2 separate regions of the Homo sapiens genome follow, and region 2 is linked to region 1. A link is a loop called in an ENCODE intact Hi-C map of the cell type or tissue named here. Cell type or tissue: MCF 10A. All regions are shown on one strand. Each heading gives the region's core, and the rest is flanking DNA. Links, peaks and the distances in the headings are about the cores only. Region 1 holds the start of LINC01990 (long intergenic non-protein coding RNA 1990). Region 2 overlaps BBX (BBX high mobility group box domain containing).

Evidence for each region. Hi-C counts contacts between places; a loop is a spot of excess contacts. Peaks named below come from ENCODE experiments on the same cell type or tissue, not always from the same donor. Only the 100,000 strongest peaks of a DNase experiment are listed, where the experiment ranks them.
Region 2: a loop joins it to region 1, with 6 times the contacts of the local background. A loop is called at or near these places in 2 of 110 quality-filtered maps.

Annotation. Positions count from the first base shown.
Region 1 is chr3:107,423,946-107,435,814 of GRCh38, forward strand. It overlaps LINC01990 (long intergenic non-protein coding RNA 1990), which reads left to right and starts at 6,985. Exons shown (of 3, transcript NR_110039.1): 1 at 6,985-7,013. RefSeq lists a silencer at 7,531-7,780 and an enhancer at 7,991-8,180. In MCF 10A, for the core only: a CTCF peak has its summit at 6,146 (motif pointing left); DNase peaks (open chromatin) are centred at 6,126 and 7,986.
Region 2 is chr3:107,568,082-107,579,950 of GRCh38, forward strand. The region is part of intron 2 of BBX (BBX high mobility group box domain containing); the gene reads left to right. Among named protein-coding and RNA genes, the nearest start is that of BBX, 51 kb to the left of the region's middle. In MCF 10A, for the core only: a CTCF peak has its summit at 6,758 (motif pointing right); a DNase peak (open chromatin) is centred at 6,780.

The DNA of each region.
Region 1 (11,869 bases), core at 2,643-10,642:
TAGATTTATAGATTGGAACAAATGTACCAGTTTGGTGTGGGATGATGATAGTGAGGGAGACTGTGCCTGTGGGAACAGGGAACTCTCTGTACTTTCTGCTAAATTTTTCTGAGAATGTAAAACTGCTCTAAAAAATACAGTAAAAAAAACATGATTCCCAGAATGCAAACTGGATGCAAAGTAAATCTGCCACTGCTTAGCACAGAAACATAAAATCAATGCTGATTTAGTGAGGAAGGCTTTGAGGTATGCTGAAAAGGTGTCTAATAAAATTTTTTGTCTAATAAATTTTTAGATATCAATTGCTTTATGCAAATCTATATCTCACATAATGAGAATAAAATTAATATATAATATTTTCCATTTGCCTTCTTATCCACATAGGTAGAAGGAGGTGTCCTATACCAGCTCTGTCCAATATAAAATATGAATCACATATATAATTTTATTTTACTATTTTTATTTTATTTTATTTTTGAGACAGGGTCTCACTCCATCCCCAGACTGGAGTGCAGTGGCATGATCATGGCTTACTGCAGCCTCTACCTCCCAAACTCAAGTGATCCGCTCACCTCAGCCTCCCAAAGTGCTGGGCCAGGCACCACACCCAGCCTCTCACACATAATTTTAAATTATCTGGTAGCCACCATTTTAAAAAAGTAAAAGGAAATGTGCAAAATTAATTTTAATAACATATTTTATTTAACCCAATATATCCAATTACCATTTCAAAATATAATCAGTATAAAGATTATTGAGACATTTTATCCATTTTATCATATTAAGTCATTGAAATCTGATGTGAATTTAACATGTGCAGCACATCTCAATTTGGTTGCTAAATTTGCACTGGAAGTACTGGATCAGTATTTAGATTTCATAAAATTTACTGTTGAAAAAGTAGATTAACATACCCAAGTTTTTCCAAACATAATTGTTTTAATGACTAATTGAGAATCTGTTTTAAAATTTAAATTATAATTCAAATTCAAGTTTCTCAGTTGCACTAGCACATGTATCTAGATGCTAATTTGTTAGACATATCTCCTCTTGGAAGGGGTTAATAGTGAAATATTGTCACCGGACATGCTACTTTAGGGTAATAGGCCTGAATACACCTAGTACTCAGCAAGTTCAAATCTAAATTTTAATCATGTTAAAAGAATGTAAATTGTGTATCCTTACCTACTTTCTTGGCCTTCTTTAATATCACTGAGTCACATATCTGTTAAGTTATTCTTAGCAAATTCATCTGCAAAAAGGGAAGTCATTTCCTACACTGAAAATGAGGTATTGCTCCCAGTAATCAATTGGCTGCATAATTTCACTTCCCCTTGCTGGATTAAGGGATGATTCTGCCACTATACAATTTCTAATAGTAAAGACTAAGAGTGTGAAAAGTGAAAAAAATACAGGCATATTGCTATTTATAGTAGATTGATTTGTGACCTCACAGGCAACAGAACTTCCTCACACATTTAAGAAGTCTTGCATGACCCCAAGGAGTGAAACTAATGAACTGTCCAAATTTCAGCTGTGTTTTGCAGCTTGCCGTACAAATTGGACAAGCCCTTTACTATTAGAAGCCATTCCTCTGGTGGCATTCATGACTGTCATATTTTAAATTCATCACAAACTGGACTCAAATTCTCATCCACTGGTATGGAAAGTTGTTTCCTGTACTAGCAATGGAATAGCTAAAATAGAACACAAACAAACATGGCTTCCAATGATGATATCTGTTTGGAAAAATAATAACGTATCATGACGAATGTCCCTTTCCTTCCTCAGAATAAATATATTCCCCCAAATGTATTTCTTCACTTGGTAACATAAGTAAAAAAGCAAAACCAGCTAGGATGTGATCTGCGATAAACTAAGAGTGCACATGAACCACTAATTCCAATGTGTCAGTCAATCAGTCATCAAAAAACTGTAGTTGTACTGCCTGCCATGCACTTCAACCATCCTCAGGATACATACATAAATAATACGGTTCCTAATTAGGGAGGTTAGATTTGTGGGCAGCAGAAGACAAGTAACAACATAAGGTAGCATGTAGTCAAGTAGCAAGTGAGTGACCCAGATAACAACTGTTGTAGGACTAGAGCACTGGTTCTCAAAGCGTCTGTGGAGGTCCTCGAGACTCAGGGGTTCTGTGAGGCTAGAACTATTTTAAAGTACTAAGGTGATATTTGCCTTTTTCACTTTGCCAGTGTTTTCACTGATGCTGGGTGAAACTGTGGTGGTCTTGGCACAAAGCAAGGAAGTGGAATCAAATTGTAGCAAAAAAAAAAAAAAAGTCAGTTTCACTCAAGAATGTACTGGATAAAGCAGTAAAAAAAAAAGGTATTTGACTAAATTTATTAAATCCTGACCCTCTAGGGTATGTCTTTTTAATATTTTGTGGGACAAAATAGAAATGATACGTAAAGTGCTTCTATTACACACAGATGTACGAGGGCTGTCTAGGAGAAGCACTAGTGCAATTGAGTTTCAAGTTGAACTAGTCACTTTTTTTATAGAATAGCATTTTTATTTGAAAGAACAACTGACTGACAAGACAAATTGTGGTTATTCAGACTCGAATATTTGGCAGATTTTTTTTCTCAGAAATAAACAAAGTGAGCCTGTCACTTCTAGGAAAACAATTGACAAGATTTTTTTTAACCAATGATAAAATTATTTGAACTTACAAGTAAAAATTAAAATATTGGAAAATTCATATCCTAATATGTAAAATATTTCCTGATGAAATACAACTAATGAATATGATATTTTTGATATTGTACAATGAAATAGACATTTGGAAGAGCTGCATAATTCAGTGAAGGAATAATTTCCCAGTGACCATTACATGCTGTTACAAATCACTCACTGTATTATGATTTGCGTAAAACATCCAAGCAATAGACCAGTGGGTTTTAATGTAACAGAATATGAAAAGTTTATTGATATGCACTTAAATTCCCCATTGCAATTAACTTTTTTGAAATTATCATTTGAAGGATTTTGTAGTAGTATTAAAGACTATCCACAATTATCTGAAAACACTCCTTTCTTCAATGATGCTTCTCTTTGGGGACAGATTTTCTTATGTACTTAACCTACACAACATGTCACAGTAGATGAAAATGCAGAAGCTAATATGAGAATCCAGCTGCCAGATATTAAAGAGACTTCCAAAATATAAAATAACATTTTTCTCAAATTTTTGTTTGGGAAAACACTTATTATTTTATTAAAATGTGTTACTTACGTTAATACGTAATGGCCTTGTCATTATTATAAATTAAGTAACTCAAGTAACATATTTTAAACATTTCTCCAATTTTAATTTCTAATACAGTAGTATCAATAGATGCAATCCTCATAAACTTACATAAACAAAAGCTTTGTGGGGCTTTAAGACGAAAATATTTGAGAATCACTGGACTAGAGAAAGAGCAGCCATCAGGAGAAGTTAGAGAAACTGTTCTCTGGGACCTGCTATTTCATAATCTCCAAACACACCCTTCCTCCTCCAGCGCTTTATGACCCAGACTGAATGGTGTTGATTATTTAGAGTTGGCCAATTTACACTAGTGTTCTTCAGGTAACATTTATATTTGTGGAAATGCAATATAAAATCCTTAAATGCAGCACAACTCCTTCATAATCACAGACCTACTATTAAGTGGCAGAACTAATAACACATAGAATAAATATACGAGATTTTGCCAAGTATCAGTGGTTCTTTTCCATGTCCAAAGCCTCCCTTTTAACATTTATTATTATCATTTTCCAACCCTTCCATGGACCTAATATAATTAAAGATATTGTCTAGCAAACAAACTACATTTATTAACAGTAAATTTATTTTCCTACTTTGGATTGACTTTATGCAATGCCAGGCAAAGCAAAAACAATAGAATTTTCTGCAGTAATCACGCAATATCTGTTTAGATTTTTGAAAATTTAAACTAGGTTGTAGATTCCTCCCCACCCCATCATTACTTCCAAAAAGCACTTGGGATATAGAAACTCGAGGTTGAGATCCTCTGTGGCCTGTAGGTTTTGGTTTTGTTTGAATTTAGCTTTTGGTTTTTGGTCACTCAAATCATGACAGAAATAAGTTTTCCCATTTTTGCTCAGTGATCAGATATCTGAGAATCCAAGGTTTGAATCCCTTATACGGATACATGCAGTTTTAGGGTTTGCAGTGAGACAATGAAAAAGCCTGGGCTCTAAAATCAGAAAATGGCCTTCCAGTTAATAGCTGTGTAAATGTAGGCACGTCGATCAAGTTCACTGAACCTTAGTTTCCTTATATGTAAAATAGAGCTAATCATATCTACCTTGCTTAGCTGGTATGTGGCACAGGAAATGATAGACATTATTATTCAGCAAATAAACCAAGTTGTGCTATAAATCCATAGACTGCTTTCAATATTGAAATTATTTCATATTTTTGCCAATTTGTGGCAAAAAAATGTAAAAGACACTTTTGTGATTGGTCCTTGGTATAGTTTTGCTCCTTTAAACATGGACTAAAACTTGCCCATGCTCAGTGTGCAGGTCCTTCAACACATTTGAAGGTGAACAGTGCTGGTCCCTGACAAACTTAAAAATTGTTCAGGTTTATCTTTAGGCACAAAGAATAATCTGTGTTCTCAAATGCCATAGTGACCTCTGTCCCACGGTTCAACAGCTGTAGGGCTATCCATAGAAGCAGCTGGGCCTCTGGTTTCTCTTAGTATCATGAACCCAATATGGAAATCCTCCCCCTCAGATTTACTCACATTACTTCCCTGACCTTTCCTTCCTCTAATTCCTCCTCTCCCCTCTCAGATACAGATTTTATACTTTCCTACAAATGTTCTGACTTTAATTAGTATTCATCATTAATTTGAAGAGAGTCTATATTCTGACATCATGATATGAACTTTCCATGTTAATGAAATTTCTGACAATTTAGTGTGCTATTGAAATTCTTCCCTTCTCTAGTGGTTATGGTTGCATTTCTAAAATCTGTTATGATGTTGGAAGAATTACATTAAAAGTAGATATCATCAATGTTTTGTTCATTATTGTAATAAAATGAAAACATCTTAGTGTTGTGTTATAAATCCTATAATTAGTCTGTAATCCTTCCCTCCCTTCCAAAGGTATTTCAGGGATTAGAGTTTTTAATTGTGCGTGAGATTCATAAAGTAGGGGCACAGCCTTGTTACTACTATTACACATTTTTTTTCATTTGGATAATTTAGCCGTTATCACTTCAAAAATCTATTTAGAGATGACTATAATAGCTAGTCTCTACATTTTTACATTGGATTTTTCTTTCTTCCAAAAAAATTACTGCTCCACAAACCCCAAATATATTTTTAATTTAGGGAAAAAGTGCTTATATCTGAGAAAATGTGGATTTGGAGAATATATAGAACCTTTCCTCGGGAATTCCGAAAACTCAAGCGCTCTGGCTTACCAAGTGAAGTAGGTTTTCAGGAAATCCCAGCCCCTCAGGACTCTCGATCTGAACCAATCCCAGCTGCCATAGCTCCGCGCTCCCGGGATGGGGCTGTGTTGCCCACGCCTCGCGGCGCGGGCGGACACACACCCTGCTAGGACTAGCTCAGTCCTCCCAGTTTCCCTTCCGAGATGCCTCGGAATCTTTACCACGGTTATCAAACGATTCTGTGGATCAGTAGTTCCCAACTTCTAGGGACAGACGCCCTTTTAAAATTCAACGTAACAGACCACCACCCTCCAAACAGACTGTGATAGCCGTATTTTTAAATTCTCTACTGATTGAGAAAACTCAAAAACAATTAAAAACTCCAATAGAGCCTACAGTACTTTCAAATGACTGTATATTTTAATTATAGCATTTGCATACAACTGAGTTTATTTATCTATGCTGTACGCTAAGTTTAGGGGCAGGCTTGGTGCACAGATGGTTTCGCCCACCCTTTGCACAGGGCAAGCCCCCCCCAGGCGCCCAGGCTGGGAGGCCCAAGTCCCGGCAGCTGCTGCGGTGGACTTAGAGGCAGCAGCTCCTGCTTCTGCCCCAAACGTTCAGTGTAGTCGGATTCCCGGGGACAGCAGGGCAGTCTGCGCGCACATCCCCGGGGCATCGCAGGACACCTGCTGCCCCCTATCGGTGGTGAGAACAATAACCCGAACCCGGTTGGAATCAACTGGAAGAGGCCTTTTGAAAAAAAGAATATTCCAGGACTACGCAGTAGCCAGACGACTCTCTAAGAACATGGGTTTCCGCAGTCAGCTCCGACTGCCTCGTTTTAATGCAGTTTTTCGCCATTGTAGGAGAGCATGCTGGATCGAAGAGGACTCTGACACTGCTTCGGTGAAGGCGGGGAGTGGGGAAGGGGGGGTGTTGAAGGGGTTCAAGATACACCCAAGGGTCTATTTGTTTTCCACCTCCCTATTCAGCAACCCATCTGGTCCTTATGCAAAGCACTTGCCTTCTCCCGGGATGGGGACACACATCAGAGCACAGCGTGGTGTTTTCCCAAGCCCCCGAGGCACCTGTTCCCTCACATTACACCTTGAGGAGAGTCCAGTGACCTCTGCTGCAGAGGCGACAAAGGCTCCCTGGGAAGCCGGCCTCAGTGGTGTCCAGGAATGGCTTTCAAACAGCGTGTACTCCTGTGGTCCCTTTAATAAACATAGGACTATGCTTCAGAAAAGCAAAAATAAATGCCGAGAAGTAAAAGGAAGCTATCGGTTACCCCGTTACCTCTGAAGCCTGTATATGTGAAATTTTCTTCTGAGACCGAGCATTAAAATTTGCTTCCACTTGGACATAGCCAAGATTGCTAACAGGCTGGGAACGTGTGTGTGTGCGTGTGTGTGTGTGTGTGTGTGTTGCTACATACTCTGGGATTTCTAATTTTATTTTCATCACTTTCTCCCCGCTTATTACTACCCCCCCACCCCAATACACACACACTTGGCAGTATCCTAACTTCTTCACTCTTGTCCACATTTGTCTTGGCGCTCTGGGGAAGAAGGTAAGAATAGATAGACGAACGAAGGTGCGTGCAAGAAAGGAGGGAGGGGAGGAGGTACGGTCGGCTTGCACACCAGACTGTGCTTGTTTGAGCAGGAATAGTGGCGGGGTGTCTTCGAGAGGATAACGGAAATGCCCCACCACACGCCCACAGCGCAAGTGCCGGCGTCCCCAATCGGCCAGTGGCAGCAGCAGAACCGGGGTCCACTTGGCACCTCAGGGGCTCTCGCCCGTCCGCTCTGGGCGTCGGGCTGTCCAGTTTCCCTGGGAATCTGGGAGAGGAAGGAGGCTTAGCTAGCTCTGTTCTCCCTGCCAGTACGCTGTGGCGGCGGCCCCTGGCCAGGGCCCGGCCAACTCCCCGCTCTTGGGTGGCTGCAGGTGCCCAGTGGCCCATCCCCAGCGGGGGCGAAACGCCGAGCTGGCCGAACCTTCCACACGTCCAGCTCGGAGTGCGTCTCAGTCGCGCGGCAGAGGCCCCTGGGCCCGGGCGCTCTGGGTTCCCGCGGCCTGTGGGCGCGGTGCACAAGGGCGCGGGCGGGCGGCGGCAGCTCCCAGGCGGAAGGCGCGGCGGGGCCACGGTCACCGCCGCCGCCGCCGGGGCTCGGGCGGAAGCGCGGGCTCCGGGGGGAGGGGCTGCCGCGCCCCCGCAAGGCCCAGGGATCCCGGCCCCGAGCGGCTCCCATCCGAGCAGCAGCGGATCCCGGGCCGCCCTTACCCTCGCCGGGCAGGGATGAGCCCTGGTCAGGTTCAGCCGCAACCCCGCGCGCGGCGGGGCGAGGCCGAAGCCCACGCAGGTCCGCCCGGTGTGCGTCTTTCACTCGCACACACTGAGCCCCTTGCCAGGCGCGCAGGCCCGGGCTACGAGGCCGGCTGCTCCGCCGTCTGCCACCTCCAGGACCCAGAGCCGCCAGCCCTGGGCTCCCGGCAAGCTGTGACTTCCCGGATGGGGCCATGCTTTTCTTCCAGGACAATCGGGGCTCCTCCCCTCCCGGCGATCTTTCTAGGAGGCCACCTCCAGAGATTGCGAGGCGATTTCCTCCCTGCCGGTACCAAACTGTAACTCCTCTCGCTACAGACGCGGAGAACCAAACGCTGACTATTTGGCGAGGGACCACCACCACCCAGAAAAACACACGGTTCAGTGTGCGTTGATTGTTTGCATCAGCGAGTTCATGGCGAATAGAAGTTCTCTATTTTTGATAGCCCTGATTTTCAAGCGTTTTAAAAGTTACGTTCTGTTTTCTGCTTGGTCAACAACACGGAAAATGGAATATTGCTTTTTTTGTGATTCAAAATCAATTGTAGTTACAATGACTTTGAGAATTTCACGGCATCTTGTGAGATAAAATGGAGATGCGCACCTAGGTGAGAGTCACTGGAGTGGATTACGCAGTGGCCGGCTGGATCCGGCTAACAGTCTCTGAGGCTCATTCCTTTTCGTAATCAGCTCGCCCACTCTAGTAGGACTTTCATCTTTAAATTATTTTTTAATTATCATGAGGCTCTCAGTCTAAGATAGCAAAGATTGAGCGCCACATTTAAGCAGTTCTCTCAAACTAGCTTTACCTTTTTAGGGAAGTAATTCCTGGGCTAATCATTTCAGATCTGAGAACAAAAGAAGTTGCTAAAAAAAAAAAAACAACTTTTATTTACGCAGCAGATACTTATGGATCGTCTACCTTGCACCAAACGCGCGCGCGCACACACACACACACACACACAGTGAATACTGTGGGCTATACAAATAATATATAACATCTGTTGAATGATTAATATGTGACAGGCAATATACTTGCTACTTAAAAAGGATTCTATCATTTTACCCTCCCGGGGACATATGAAGTAGAGATATTATCATCCCTGCTTTACCTATGAGAAATATACGAGTCATGAAGTAACTTACTCTAGGTCACCCAGTTAATAAGTGGCAGGACAGGACATTACACTTTACGCCCAGTCTGATACAGAGACCTCAGCCCAACCTCTACAATGTGTCCTTCAGTCAGATCTGGGAATCTGTATATTTTGGAACCACCTTAGGTGAATGTGATAGAATTAGAACTTGAGAAGCCTTGATGTAATCAAACTTCCTCATTTTCCTGATCAGAAAACAAACTCAAAGAAGCAATTTTTCTGGAAACACACAATTGCAGAAAGAGATTCAGAGAGGCTGTTCCTGGTTTCTTGGCTAAGGTCCTTTCTACTATCCAGACTACATTGGCTCAGTCCAGGAGGAGTCAAAGAAGGTAAATAATTCAACAGTTACAAAAAGTGTACAGTCAAATCTTGATTATCCTTAGTTTCCCCTTCAAATTGCTTGCCTTCTGGATTTTTGACTGTTAATCTAGTTTCTCTCCCAGAGGGAGAGAGAAACCGTGTGAAACTCGATTATTTCATTTCTGCTCATGTTACCTGGTAAGAACGCTAATATTATAAAGGAAAATGGGGGCCAGGCATGGTGGCTCATGCTTGTAATCCCAGCACTTTGGGAGGCCAAGGCAGGAGGATAGTAGAAGTTCAAGACCAGCCTGAGCAACACAGACAATCCATCACTCCCCCCCCCGCAACCCCCAGCCCCACCCCCACCCTATCTCTGCAAAAAGAAAAAAAAATGGGCATGGTGGTGCATCCTGTAGTCCTAGCTACTCAGGAGGCTGAGGTGGGAGGATCATTTGAACCCATAAATTCATGGCTGCAGTGAGCCATGGTCATGCCACTGCACTCCGGCCTAGGTGTGGTGGTGTGCACCTGTAGTGCAGCTATTCAGGAGGCTGAGATGGGAGTGTTGCTTGAGCCCAGGAGGTCAAGGCTGCAGTGAGCCATAGTGCACCACTGTGTACCAGCCTGGGCAACAGAGAGACCCTCTCTCAAAAGAAAGAAAGAAAGAGAGAACCATGCAGACTACTGCCTTTTCTCAACAACTCTGAGCAAATTATTTCCTTTACCTAAAATCATTTGCTGATCTCCCATCCATTCTACAGGATAAAATTAAAATTAGACTTATGAAGAAGGCAGATAAAATATTACATGATATTACTACTTTTCATCACCCACAATTCTGCCTCTCATCAAACTTTAAGCAATACTAAACACGCTGTAGTCCTCTGCACATATAGTGCTGTCCCCTGCTTTGTGTTCTTGCATTATTCCCATCCTCTGCCTGGCCTTCCTTCCACACCTGTCTCTTGGAAAATGCCATTCATTTCCCAAAACTCTGCTCAGACAGCACCACACATGTGAATTTTCCTGACCCTCTGCTACCTCCCACAGAGCAATAACCTCGTGCTTGTGCAGCAGACCTCTTCTGTTCCTTACATAGTCTCTTTTATGGCTCTTAATCTGTATAATGAGTTGTTTCCATATCCTTAATCTGTATAAGGAGTTTTTCCATATCCTTCTCTTCTCACTAGAGCTCCTGAGGAATCTGTCTATGTAAACTTTGTTTAGTGTATCTGAAAACTTAGGAAAGAGGCTAAACTTACTTTAAATAGAATGTTACATTTTCAAATAATACCTTCAGTATGTTTAAAGCAATATGTCCATTTGTCATATACTACGGAATGTCAAAAAAATCTGAAAACAGAGGAAAACATAGTGTATTTATTATACTTTTTCACATTACCCCATTACTTTAAATTTAGAGGTATTTAAACTTCTGGAAACTTTTCTGGAGAATGAGGAAAAACATACTAAGCAGATTTGAAAATGTAACTAAAATAATGTTTAAATATAAGTACACACTGTTTCCTGACTTTCAGACACCTTGTAATCCGGGGACCTAACACTATGTCCCAGTTCCCAACACATAGAATCTGTTGAATTGTTCTAAACTGAACTGAGCAAATAGTTTAAATATCCATGGATCCAGGACCTTCCAGTTCTAGCTTATCACAGTTCAACCTTCTGTCTCTCCTTTTGGTGAGCTCGTATCAGCTTTAGTCACTTTGTCAATCAACCCCTGTATTTGCTCTTTCCATTTGTATTAATGCTTTTAGCTAAATTATAATTGTATGTATGCTGTTTACATTTATTAGGGAAGGAGGTCCCTACATTCTTCCCCATTGGTGACAGTACAAGTTGTTGAGGGTTAGAGACAATTAATGGAGCAATAGAGTAGATAAGGCCTTCAAAACAGCTACTGGATCATTCATTCATTTATTCAACAAATATTTTTTCAGCATCCATTATGTGTCAGACTCTGAGCCAAGGAATGGCCTCCCAGACATGTAGAGGAGTCCTGTTTTATCCAACCTCCCCACTTGTACTTATTGCACAATTTCATACTGCTAGAAGCTTATGAGTGGGCAAATGTTTTCTGTACCATCCGGGACCATGAGGGTGTCCCAAGACTAGCCACTTAAAGATTTTGCTTGAATAAATTTTCCATGTCAGGTCAACTCTTTAGTGAATAAAGCACATTGTGTATATTTATGCAAAATTCAAAAGGTAATTGATAAATATTTACAGAACCTCTGGAGCACAAATAGGTATACCCATGGACCACTTCCTTGACAAATGGTCTCAAATTAACAAACTGATCTCATATGATAAGGAATCTGCATCTCTAGAAGGGTTTATTTCGCATTTAATATAATAATACCATGACTATCTTATATGTCTGTTTATTTAGATATATTAGTAATGTTTATATGCTCACCACAAGGTAATTAGAAAGAATGCTTGTGAGATAATAGGTATAGTTTAATATACTTTTTAATATCATTAAAGTAGACTTTGTATATCACCAGGGAGGAGAATCTAGAACTCTAGATTCTTTCATTCTAAGGAAAGCAATGGGAAATATAGCAAGCTATGGAGAATTAATGAAGTCTGTAGTTCAGAGAAGAGATTATATTC
Region 2 (11,869 bases), core at 1,786-9,785, 140 kb after region 1:
ATAATCTTTTGTTCTTTTCCTGAGAGTTTTTAAGGTTTTCTGTTTATCCTTGCTACTCAGAATTTTTCATTGATATGTTTTAGGTGTTTTTGTTTTTAATTTATCCCAATTGGCAGCCTCCTTTCAATGTGGAGGCTGTTGGAGTCATGTTCTTCAGTTATGTCAGATTCTCTATTTTCTGCTATTTTTTTTTTTTTTTTTGAGATGGAGTCTTGCTCTGTCGCCCAGGCTGGAGTGCAGTGGCGGAATCTCGGCTCACTGCAACCTCCACCTCCCAGATTCACGCCATTCTCCTGCCTCACCCTCCTGAGTAGCTGGGACTACAGGTGCCCGCCACCACGCTTGGCTAATTTTTTGTATTTTTAGCAGAGACGGGGTTTCACCGTGTTAGCCAGGATGGTTTTGATCTCCTGACCTTGTGATCCCCTCGGCCTCCCAAAGTGCTGGGATTACAGGCATGAGCCACTGCGCCCGACCATTTTCTGCTCTTTTCTTATGTTGCCTCTTCTCCAATTTCTCTATTCTCACCTCTTGGAATTGCCAACAGATGGAAGGTAGATCTGTCCTCTATGTCTCCTAACTTTTCTTTTTTTAACCATTTATTTCTTTATTTCTTTCTTTTGCATTCTGGGGAAATCCTTGGCCCAGGTTCCACTCATAATTCTTTCTTCAACGATATTCTTTCAGTGGTGTCCTAACAGTCTGATCAGTCTTATAGTTCAATAAATAAATTTTTAATTTCCAGCTTCCCAAAGTTTCATTTCCAGGACTCAAGGTTCATTTTAGATACATCCAAATGTTTTGAAGTCTATGTAAAATATGTGTGTGATACAAGTATAGATTCCAACAATCACACAGAGCTCTGTTCAGATCTTGTTTCTCTGCCATTAACTGTGTTGTGGCTGGTTACCTGATTCCTCTGAGCTTCAATTTTCTAGCAAAATTGTGGTAAAAATGTTATACTGCCTATATTGTTGTAGGGATGAAATCCCATAATTGTAATAATATTACCTAACTTAGCTAACTACGTGCCAGGAACTGTACTAGGTTATTTTATTCACGTGTTATTTCATTTAATTGAGCAATTCCTTCATAACAATCTTAAGAATATATCCTTGATAGTTTCTTGATATCCTACTTCCTTGAAAGTAACTGAACTTGTTGAAATTAATTACAAGAGTGAGTCTTTGATCACTAGTTCTCATATTGATATCTCAAACTTACCACGTTAACAGTATTTTATGGAGGTGTGTTTGGCATATTCTTGACTGTCTTTCTTATTTAGAGTAATTCCTTTTTTATTTTTTATTTTTTTAATTTTTTTTTATTTTTATGACAACAAGGCTGTTTATTTCACCTGGGTGCAGGCGGGCTGAGTCCGAAAAGAGCCAGTAAAGGGAGATAGGGGTGGGGCCGTTTTATAGGATTTGGGTAGGTAGTGGAAAATTACTGGGGAAAAGGGCGGCAATGAGATGTGGCTATAGCCTAGGAATAGTCAGGGAAGCAGATAATGTAGTTAAAATGTCTCGACCTAATAAGGGAGCTGGGCAGGTGGGGATAACTAAAAAGGACTGTATAAAAGAATGTTGTCCAAGTTGGCATCAGAGTTGGGGAGTTTTAAGAGGTTTAGAAGCCTGGCTGTCAATGCCTACAACAGTTATGGAGGCAAGGGAAACAGGCCCTTGAAAAGAAGGTAATGTGGAGTGGGTAGCCTCCATATTGATTAAGAAGGGGACGGACTTACCCTCCACTTTATGAGTTACCCAAAGTGTCTGTGATGGTCCAGAAGGCTTCCAAGGTGATTGGGCAGCGTCAGTCTTCAGCTATTAAGCTGAGAAGATCTGGGAAGGAGTCAGTCAGAGAGCCTTGGGCCAGAGTTCCAGGGGCTCTGGGAGTGGCTGCCAGGCAAGTTGGACAGTCTGATTTCCAGTGGGGTCCCGTACAGATAGAACATGGCTTAGGAGGAATCCCGGGCTGCAGGCATTCCTTGGCCCAGTGGCCAGATTTCCAGCACTTGAAGCAAGATCCTGGGGCGGGCAGTCCTGGAGGAACCCCTGGCTGCTGCGGTTCAGGCGTTATGAAGTTCTTGTGTGCTGGAGATGTGGCTGAGGTTTCTCTCACAGTGGAGGCAAGGAATTGCAACTCAGAAATACGTTGCTACTTGGCTGCCTCTGTTCTATTATTGTACACCTTGAAGGTGAGGTTAATTAAGTCCTGTTGTGGGGTTTGAGGGCCGGAATCTAATTTTTGGAGCTTTTTCTAATGTCGGGGGCGGGTTGGGTAATAAAATGCATATTGAGAATAAGACGGCCTTCTGACCTTTTAGGGTCTAGGGCTATAAAGCATCTCAGGGTTGCTACCAAACAAGCCATGAACTGGGTTGAGTTTTTACATTTGATGAAAAAGAGCCTAAATGCTGTCTGATTTGGGAGAGGTCGGATAAAGAAAAAGGAACATTAACCCTGGCTATGCCTTCAGCTCCAGCCACCTCTTTAAGAGGAAACTGTTGGGCAGGTTGGGGAGGGCTAGTTGAGGAAAGAAACTGTAAGCCAGATAGGGTGTGAGGAGGGGAGGTGATAAAAGGATTATAGGGTGGGGGAGCGGAGGCTGAGGAAGAATTGGGACCTGGCTTGGCCTAGTGAGGAGCAGCTTGGGGAGGAGGGGAGAGGTCAGATGGGTCTGCAGAAAAGGAGGATTCAAAGGACTCAAGAGTTTGGGGTGGAGACTGAAGGAACAGACAGGAGAGAAAGAAGAAGGATTTGGGACAAGTTCGCACTGGGAGTAGAGACTAGGGAGGGACTGATGTGTAGTAAAGAATGCCTGGACGTCAGGCACCTCAGACCCATTTGCCCATTTTTTCGACAAAAATCATCCAGATAAAATGGAGAAATCAAAAGTGTTGTTTTCTGGCTATTTAGAACAATTATTGAGTTTGTATTGGGGCCAAGCGGTGTTGCAGAAGAAAATAAGACGCTTAGGTTTTAGGTCAGGCAAGAGTTAAAGAGGTTTTAAGTTTTTGAGAACACAGGCTAAGGGAGAAGAAGGGGGAATGGAGGGTGGAAGGTTGCCCATAGTGAAGGAGGTAAGTTTAAAGAGAAAGGTAGTGACACGGAGAAGGGGGTGGTGAGCAGCCCTGGGACGCAATGTGGGTGAGCAGCCAAAGCAGGTGTCCCCGCAATTGACTTGTCACCAAGGGTACGTGGGTGAATGACCAAGGCAGGCATCCCCACGGTGATCAGACACCAATGAAACATGGGTGAATAATCAGGCAGGCATCCCCGCAGTGGTTAAACACCAAGGGAAGACTGTCTTCCTGAGTCCGTGACTGGCGCCGGAGTTTTGGGTTTCCGGATAAAATGTGTCTCTGTCTCTACTAGAGGGGAGAAAGAACTGGAGTTGGAAGGACAGGGAGATTGAAGGGTAGTGAGAGAGGGAGATTGAAGGGTAGCGAGAGAGGCTGGAGAAGAGAGTGAAAAGACCACTTACCTGATTTGAAATTGGTGAGATATTCCTTGGGCTGATTGGTCTGAGGACCCGAGGTCATAGGTGGATCTCCCCACAGAGTGAGGGCGAGGACAGGGGACTGGTCTCCCGAAGGAGTCCTCCTGTCCCAGGTCTTCGGCACCAAATGTCACGCGAGTCTATGTGAAGAGACCACCAAACAGGCTTTGTGTGAGCAACAAGGCTGTTTATTTCACCTGGGTGCAGGCGGGCTGAGTCCGAAAAGAGAGTCAGCCTCCTGTTTTATTCCTTTAAAAATCTGCTCAGTGTTTGGTTCCTGTGCATGTGTATATGTGTGTATGTGTGGTACGTATGTGCATGCACATGTGGTTCACTTTAATCCACCTGTTGGGATTCCTTAGCTGAGTGAGGTACCATTGGTGCAAGTTCTGCTTGCCATTGACTGTGCAGGGCATTTACTTTTTCTGAAAGGATAATGTACCTATTTTATGAAGAAATCATTTAACAACATAATATGAAAGGGTAAATAAAGGTTATGGGAAATTATATCATGTTAGACTAAGAGGCTGAAAATACTACCCAGAAAGTACGTTACCTTCTTTAAGGTGCTTAGGATGGTACATTTATTTCTGAGCAGAACCACTGTGTGCTGGTGACCACATCGGACACTCATTGTCTCTTGAACTTTTCCCGTCTGCTATATTCACGTAATCCTTTCGTTAGTTCTCAGAATTCCCAGCGAAAGACTTTGTGACAATCATTTATTTTTTTTTAAATGTGAGCAATTAACTCTTTTTTCTTCTATTTAATATATTATCTTGAGACAACTGGTATGTGTTAAATGGCTATTTTACTGGGATTGTTATTCTTCAGAGATGCCAAAAATGCCTGAAGCTGATTGGAGATTCTCATGTATTAAAAGTAATTGCATATTAGTCTTTATATCTGAATGCTTTATAATTACAGGTAAACTCTCAGTGTGTTTCCTTTCTTCGTAACATTCTGATCGTTAGTATGTTTACAGATTCTTTTAGAAAAAGGTTAGAATTAACATCAATATGGTATAATCATTTCAGTATTTAATATAAAAATGTATAAACAGGCTGATTTTAAAAGTAACATATAAATTATCAACCCTCAAATAAAAATTATATATCTTAAAAGTATGACTAGGAAAGCTAATTTTTAAAAATATACTGATTTACCTCTATTGTTGTATTAAAAGGCTCATTTTAAAGAATGCAAAACATCCAGGAAAATTCCATGAAGAGATATTGTTAAGTGAGCCACCCTCTTTGTTAATTTTGTCTTCAAAAGAAGTCTGTGCATTTAATTTGCTACCGGTGTACCCAATATATGTGTTTCTTGGCTTATTTAAAAATTTTAAGTAAATTTCCAACTAATATAATATTTTAAATGTTATCCCAGTTTAGTAATAAATTAACCAAGTGAAAACAATGAAAATATTATATTCAATCTTACATCCTCATTATTGGAATGAGATCGTATTTACAATAATTAACCTACATCAATGCAACTATTTTTCAGTGTTTCAAAGTTATGATTCTTTAATGTGTACGTAGAATAAATCTAAACAACAATTAAAAAGAATCAAACAAGCTATGTCTAATGGAGATTAAGAAGCATTCTCCGTGAAGATTTAGTATATCATCTGGTATCTCTTTGTATAAACTCAAAATTTTTTAGGTACAAATAATAAATAAAATGTTTGTTGGCTGGGTGCGGTGGCTCACGTCTGTAATCCCAGCACTTTGGGAGGCCGATGCGGGTGGATCACAAGGTCAGGAGTTTGAGACCAGCCTGGCCAATACGGTGAAACACCGTCTCTACTAAAAATACAAAAATTAGCCGGGCTTGGCGGGCATCTGTAGTCCCAGCTGCTCGGGAGGCTGAGGCAGCAGAATCGCTTGAACCCAGGAGGCCCGGAGGTTGCAGTGAGCTGATGAGATCACGCCATTGCATTCCAGCCTGGGTGGCAGAGTGAGACTCCGTCTCAAAACAAACAAACAAACAAACAAACAGTGTTTGTTAACATGTTATGTGGGCTTTAAAAATGAAACTAAATATAGATTAAACATAGTTACAGTTTTGTTAAATATTTTCAGTACATTTTAAAGGAAATAAACAGCTTTGGTTTCCTGTGACAGTCCTAATTTAAAATCTCTCTCTCTTTTTTTTTGAGGTAAGGTTTCGCTCTTGTTGCCCAGGCTGGAGTGCAATGGCACGATCTCAGCTCACCGCAACCTCTGCCTGCTGGGTTCAAACAATTCTCCTGCCTCAGCCTCCCGAGTAGCTGGGATTACAGGCATGTGACACCACACCTGGCTAATTTTGTATTAGCCGGGAGACCGGGTTTCTCCATGTTGGTCAGGCTGCTCTCAAACTCCTGATCTCGGGTGATCCACCCGCCTCAGCCTCCCAAAGTGCTGGGATTACAGGCGTGAGCCACCACTCCCAGCAAATCTTTTTCTTTATAAGTATTCTTATGTTTGTTCAGACCATGTATCTCTATTTTTGGTTTGAAAAATATAAATAGATAGTAAAAATAGTTTAACAGCTATCATTTCTTGAATACTCACTCTGAAGCAGGCAATATGGTTAAGACCTTTGGAAGATTATATCATTTATTCTTCTGAAAAAAAAGTTAAGATTTGTAAACATCTCCATTTTATAAACGAGAAATTTGAGACCTGGAAAGGTTAGGTAGGTAATCCAATATCACACACCTAATAGGGGGCTCCAAACTTAAACCTGGCATCGTCTTACTGCAAGATTAACATTGTGTTATATTTGGGTACAGGTTATTTCACTCTTTGCAATTTAGCGACTTTAGGTTGATCTTTTGAGAAATGTAATTTCAGGGAAATATATATCTTAGATAAGTATCTATTAAAGTTTAGGCTGATCTTTGAATGTTATGAAGAAGAGGGATCATGTTATTTATATTTTGGTACTCTCAACATGTAGCTCAGTGTCACATATGATAATAAACACTCAATTCGTTGAAATGAAGTAAAGGAAATTCTTCATTGGGAGCTTAAGGAATAAAATGGGTGAAAAGGTATGGAGCAATATTGTAAAATCCACCTTTTACATCACCATTATTAAAGATATTACTAATTTTAATTACAAATTATAACTTTTAAAAAATGTAATTATGAATGAGATGCAACTGAATGCTGAAGAATATCTCTTGACCTCTTCTGTGTTGTCCTTCCACATTATAAAAATTGATTTATTTTTGAGAAGGAATGACTCAAGGCTGTAGAGGGCAGTATAAGCCAACTCAAGTGGACTTTCCTGGGTTAGTGAAGTGGTACAACTGTTGTTACTGTCCAAGTGTCCAGTTAGGTTTGATACCCCAAGTATCTGACCACTGGCCATTAGAATTGTTTCAGACTTAAAAATAAAGGAAGATAAAATGGAAAGTGTTTTAGAACCAAAGAATCACATAAACCCACAAAAAGGTGGCAATTATGCAACAGCTGTTTCCACCCTTAGAAATTCTTGTGGCAAAACCAAAGCCATTACCTGGATAATCCCAGCCTAAAAACAATTCGTCTCAGTGAACTTTATGATAAAGTTTCTTGTAAAGAATTTACTTTCTTTACTTGTCTAGTTGTATAATTTCAATTAAAAATAGTAAAATCCTCCACCGTCCTCCCCTTTTCCTCTCTCTACCTTCACCAACTTATAAAGACATGGACTGTTTAGTTGTTTACCAAATGATGAGCTATTACTAAATTTAGAAAATAATTAATATCAGTTCAGATTTTTTTGACATTCTCTTATTTTGTTGCCAGTGTTTATGGACAGTTTGATTATTCAATGTTTGCTTGATTATATCACTTTTCTAGTTAATAAGATGTTTTTGGACTATATTTTCATTGAGTTTTTTAGGTTTTCATTTAGGGAAAAAAATCCTGGCAATATTGTCACCTTTGTTGCCTACACTGATCATCTGATGGGGATGGATATCTAAAAAGAAGTAAAGTGCAGGGTAATGCTAATTATATATTTTAGTTAGATAGCATTTTATCTGCTCATTTATTTTGGCATTTAGCTTTAGAGAAGTATAGTTTCCATGGCTGAATTTTTTTTTTAATTATATCTAACAATATCTGATGATGTAATACCAGACATTCTACTCATTTCCTCGGGTAATTATGTCTAATTTAAATAATTTCAATAGGCAGTAGTATCTCAAAAGTTTTAGTAAATAGCAAGTTTTCTAAATGTAGATAAATGAAGCATGTGTGCCAGAAATGATAGTTGTGCTGTCTTCAGGTCTTTCTTGTATGTTTGACAATGTAAAATGTGTTGAGGCCAGGCGTGGTGGCTCATGCCTGTAATCCCAGCATTTTATGAGGCTGAGGCAGGAGAATCAGTTGAACCCGGCAGGTCGAGGCTGCAGTGAGCAGTGACTGTGCCATTGCCTTCCAGCTTGGGTGACACAGCAAGACTTTGTCTCAAAGTAAAGTGATGAGAAAAAGAAATGTGATAAGAACCAAGGAATATAAAATTAGTTCAGAAAAATAAAAATAAAAATGTGAAGACACCAAATGTTCCCATCATATTCTCATTTAATTTTTACCACGACCAGTGGTTGCCATTATTATCTTTGCAGATGTGGGGAAACTGGGGCTCAGTCAATACCAGTGATATGCTGAAGTTGAAGTGGTTCATAAATTATAATACTATAACTGGCATCCAGTCTTGCCTTAATATTTGCTTAGAATTAAATAGCTATTTTATGATTGTATTGGCACAAATGTGATTTTTTCAATATCTTTTTCAAAACACTACTTATATTTTGTTGAATGAATAACTGGCTTTTTTTTCTTTTAGCTGGAGAAGATGTTGTCTGAAAATTATCATCGGTTTATTGACCTCCCTAATTCCCTGACTTTGGGCAGTTTCTCATTTTCAGTTTTGCCTTAGAAGGTTTTTCTGTGTGATCTAAGGTATAGTTAAGCTTGAATGTATATTACATGTGTGTGAAAGCCAAAATTTAAAAGAATCTATAGAACTAAGAGCAGTGAGACATTAATCAGATGAAATTATAAATTCAATAAATTTGTGATGCAAATTTACTTTTTGACACTCAATATTTTTTAGATACAAGTCAAGATTCCAAATATTGATTGATCTATCTATCTAGTTATTTTTACTTTGTGATTTTTGTTTTAACATTAGGGGCTTATATCTTTGGTTACAAGGGATTGACCAAAACGCACTATTTTTCTTTCCTCCCGAAGCTCTTTATAAGCATTAAATTGCAAGAAGATATTTATTTATTTATTTATTTATTTTTTGAGATGGAGTCTCACTCTGTCTCCAGGCTGTAGTGCATTGGGGCGATCTTGGCTCACTGCAACCTCTGCCTCCTGGGTTCGAGCAATTCTTCTGCCTCAGCCTCCTGAGTAGCTGGGACTACAGGCGTGTGCCACCATGCCCAGCTAATTTTTGTATTTTTAGTAGAGATGGGGTTTCACCGTCTTGGCCAGGATGGTCTTGATCTCCTGACCTCATGATCCACCCACCTCAGCCTCCCAAAGTGCTGGGATTACAGGTGTAAGCGCTACCGTGCCTGGCTGAAGATATTTATTTTTTGTGGTATCTCTGTAAAGCACATAAAATTTGTTGCCATGAATCTCATTATTAAAACACTGAAATGGATCGCTGATATGCCTGCTCTTCTCTAAAGAGGAGGGGGTGGACTCAGTATATGGTACTGTTGGTGTGAGTGTGGATCACAATATGATTCACCCAGCTAAGAAGTAAACCCATATTTGGTTTTAAATTTGTCGAAAGAACATTTCCAAAGGGAAAACATGGCGGGAATGGAAGGAAAGATTGGAAAGTAAAGATATTCTGCTACTATCTTACTAGGAGAAGAATTTGAGGCCTACTTTAAGGGTATATGACTTGGGCAAGTTATTTAAACTTTCTAAATCTCAGTATCCTCATCTATAAAATGGGAAAGTAATAGTACCTGCCTCACTGATTATTAGGCATAAGGAATAATAGAATTATGAATAGTGAGGTAAGACATATAAATGGCTTCTGTAGTACTTGACACATGGTATTCTCTAAGCAATTGATAATAAATAGTAAAAGGTAGTTCTTATTGCTGCAGTAATCGTAAATGAAAATTAATGCCTGAAGTTCAGTGGTAGCAAAGGGACTGGAAAGAAAATATCAAATGAACAAAGGGTAGATAAGTAGACCCCATAAGTGCTTAGTGACTGATGTGGTGTGGGTATTGCAGTAAGGAGGCTCACCAAGATGACGAGCCTGGCCAAGCATAGAGGGCTATATTAGAAGTACTGTCTTATCTCAAGAAAGTAAGGTTTTCAAATATCAATAAGGCAAAGAAGTAGGGGGAAAAAAACCCTTGAGAACAACTTCTGTTTTTGTTTGACACACTTGTTTTAATGAATTTGTATCTAACATTGACCATGTTTAAGTGGTTTTAGATAAAGTGCATTTTTGCTGTTGTTCTTGTGGTTCTCCTACCTAAGCAATTCAAGTTTTCAGAACTAATTTGTTTGACTAGTCAATGTTCTCTCTTAAACAGCTTAGTGGCAAAATTCCTGCCATTGCTCTGTTGTAAAGAATCAGCTCTTCTTTAAGATAAACAGTATCTAGAAGCATGGCCAGGTGCATTCACTGCACTGTAAGAGGGAGACATGGGGGGAGTAGTCAGGAAGCATGTAGGTGGGAAGGGTTTCCTGTTTCCAGGCAACAGCAAGGAGCTACAGACGGAAAGCAACTTGAATATAAATTCATTCAAGAAAGGACATTTTACCACCTTGCCTTCTAAGCAGTGAGGACGCAGACTTGACTGAAAGATAGAGTGAGGTTGAAGCTTCATTTGTCAGTGGGTAAAGTTATTAGAAACCTATTTCTCATTAGGTTTTGTATGTATGAAAAATATCACATACTAGTGGCCAGGTTAGCATTTTTAAATATTTGAAAAATAGTAGCATCTACGCTTGCCTTCCTTCCAATTTTCCAGAAACATGGGTTTTTTTATGGCTTCATTTTCCTGTCTTTCTGCCTAAAGAGCAGAGGGGCTCGTGGCCCTGAAACAGGCTCCTTCCCTGCCTGACTCCATCTGCAGGAAGGAGAAGCACAGCACACTCAGCTCAAAGGGAGGTGCCTCCTCCCTTGAAGAAGCCCATCCAGAGGTTCACAGGGAGCAGATGAGAGAAGAGTTCTTCCTGCTCCCTGGGCCAAGGGGAATGTGGACCTGTCCCCTGCTTGTGACATTTTCCCCAACCTGTCAAATGCAAGAGTAGCAAATTTGGAAGAGTAGAAGAAGGCAGTTGCAGGCGGCAGCTACCTGATTGGGGTGAGTTATTCTTGAGGCATTTGAGATATTGAGTTGATGATTTAAATATTGGCCCACTAAAGATTTTATAAGTAATGTAGTCATTCCTTGGGCCCTGAGGGACCCTCTTGTTCTATATTCCAGCTCTTTCGTAATGAGAGGGATTACCCATACTCAGAAGAGATGCATGTCTCAAACGCCTGCATTATTTTTTCTCACTTTCACATTGTGTTTCCTCTAGTTGTTGAGGTGAGCTCCTTTTAAGATAGGCTTTATTGTTTTATTATACTGCTTATATTTAGGAGTTTTTCTTCAAAATCTATGTCAGAAGATAGGTCTCGTAAAGGGCGAGTAAGCACTTGGGCGAATCATGCACTGGAATTTATCTTTTGATTAAGTTTGAGAGTGTGCCTGGAACAGTTGGGTCTTTCATCTCTCAGTCTGGAGCCTCCTTTAGTAACTTGTCCTGAGACTATAGGCAACCCACTAGCTAGTTATAGGGCCACCAAAAGAGCTGCCCAGACACTTAAGCAAACACACAGGGTCCAAGCTTCATACTGGATCCCTTCTTGCCATGTATTCGGGGATGAATCACTGCTTGAAGGGTCTAATCTGTCTCCTTATTGTCCTGTCTGGAAGGGTCACATTATTTGAGTGTAACTCCTGAGAGCCTGGCGGGTCTTTTCACACAGATGTTGATGGATGCTTTGCAGTCCCTCCCATCCCAGCAGATTTCTTTGTGCCTCTTTTTACATAGGCACTTAACCTATGTTGAGGGAGCCTCTTTTATTACCAGAAAGAAGACGTTAAAGGAGTTTAATCCTCACTGTTGGTAATAGTTTGTTCTTCCCCAGTTTGCATACTCGGGTTTTAGTTGGATATCGAGCTGCCTCTTTTTTACCATATCGGTCTTCATTCTATTATTTGTGTTCTTAAATGTCTTGTGGGAACATTAGAAAGGTACCTATGATGGTTGAATATCTTTAGTTTTACTATCATTTTCTATAGAATTTTAAAATCTAGTTTTAAGAACACAAGTTGGCAAGCTCT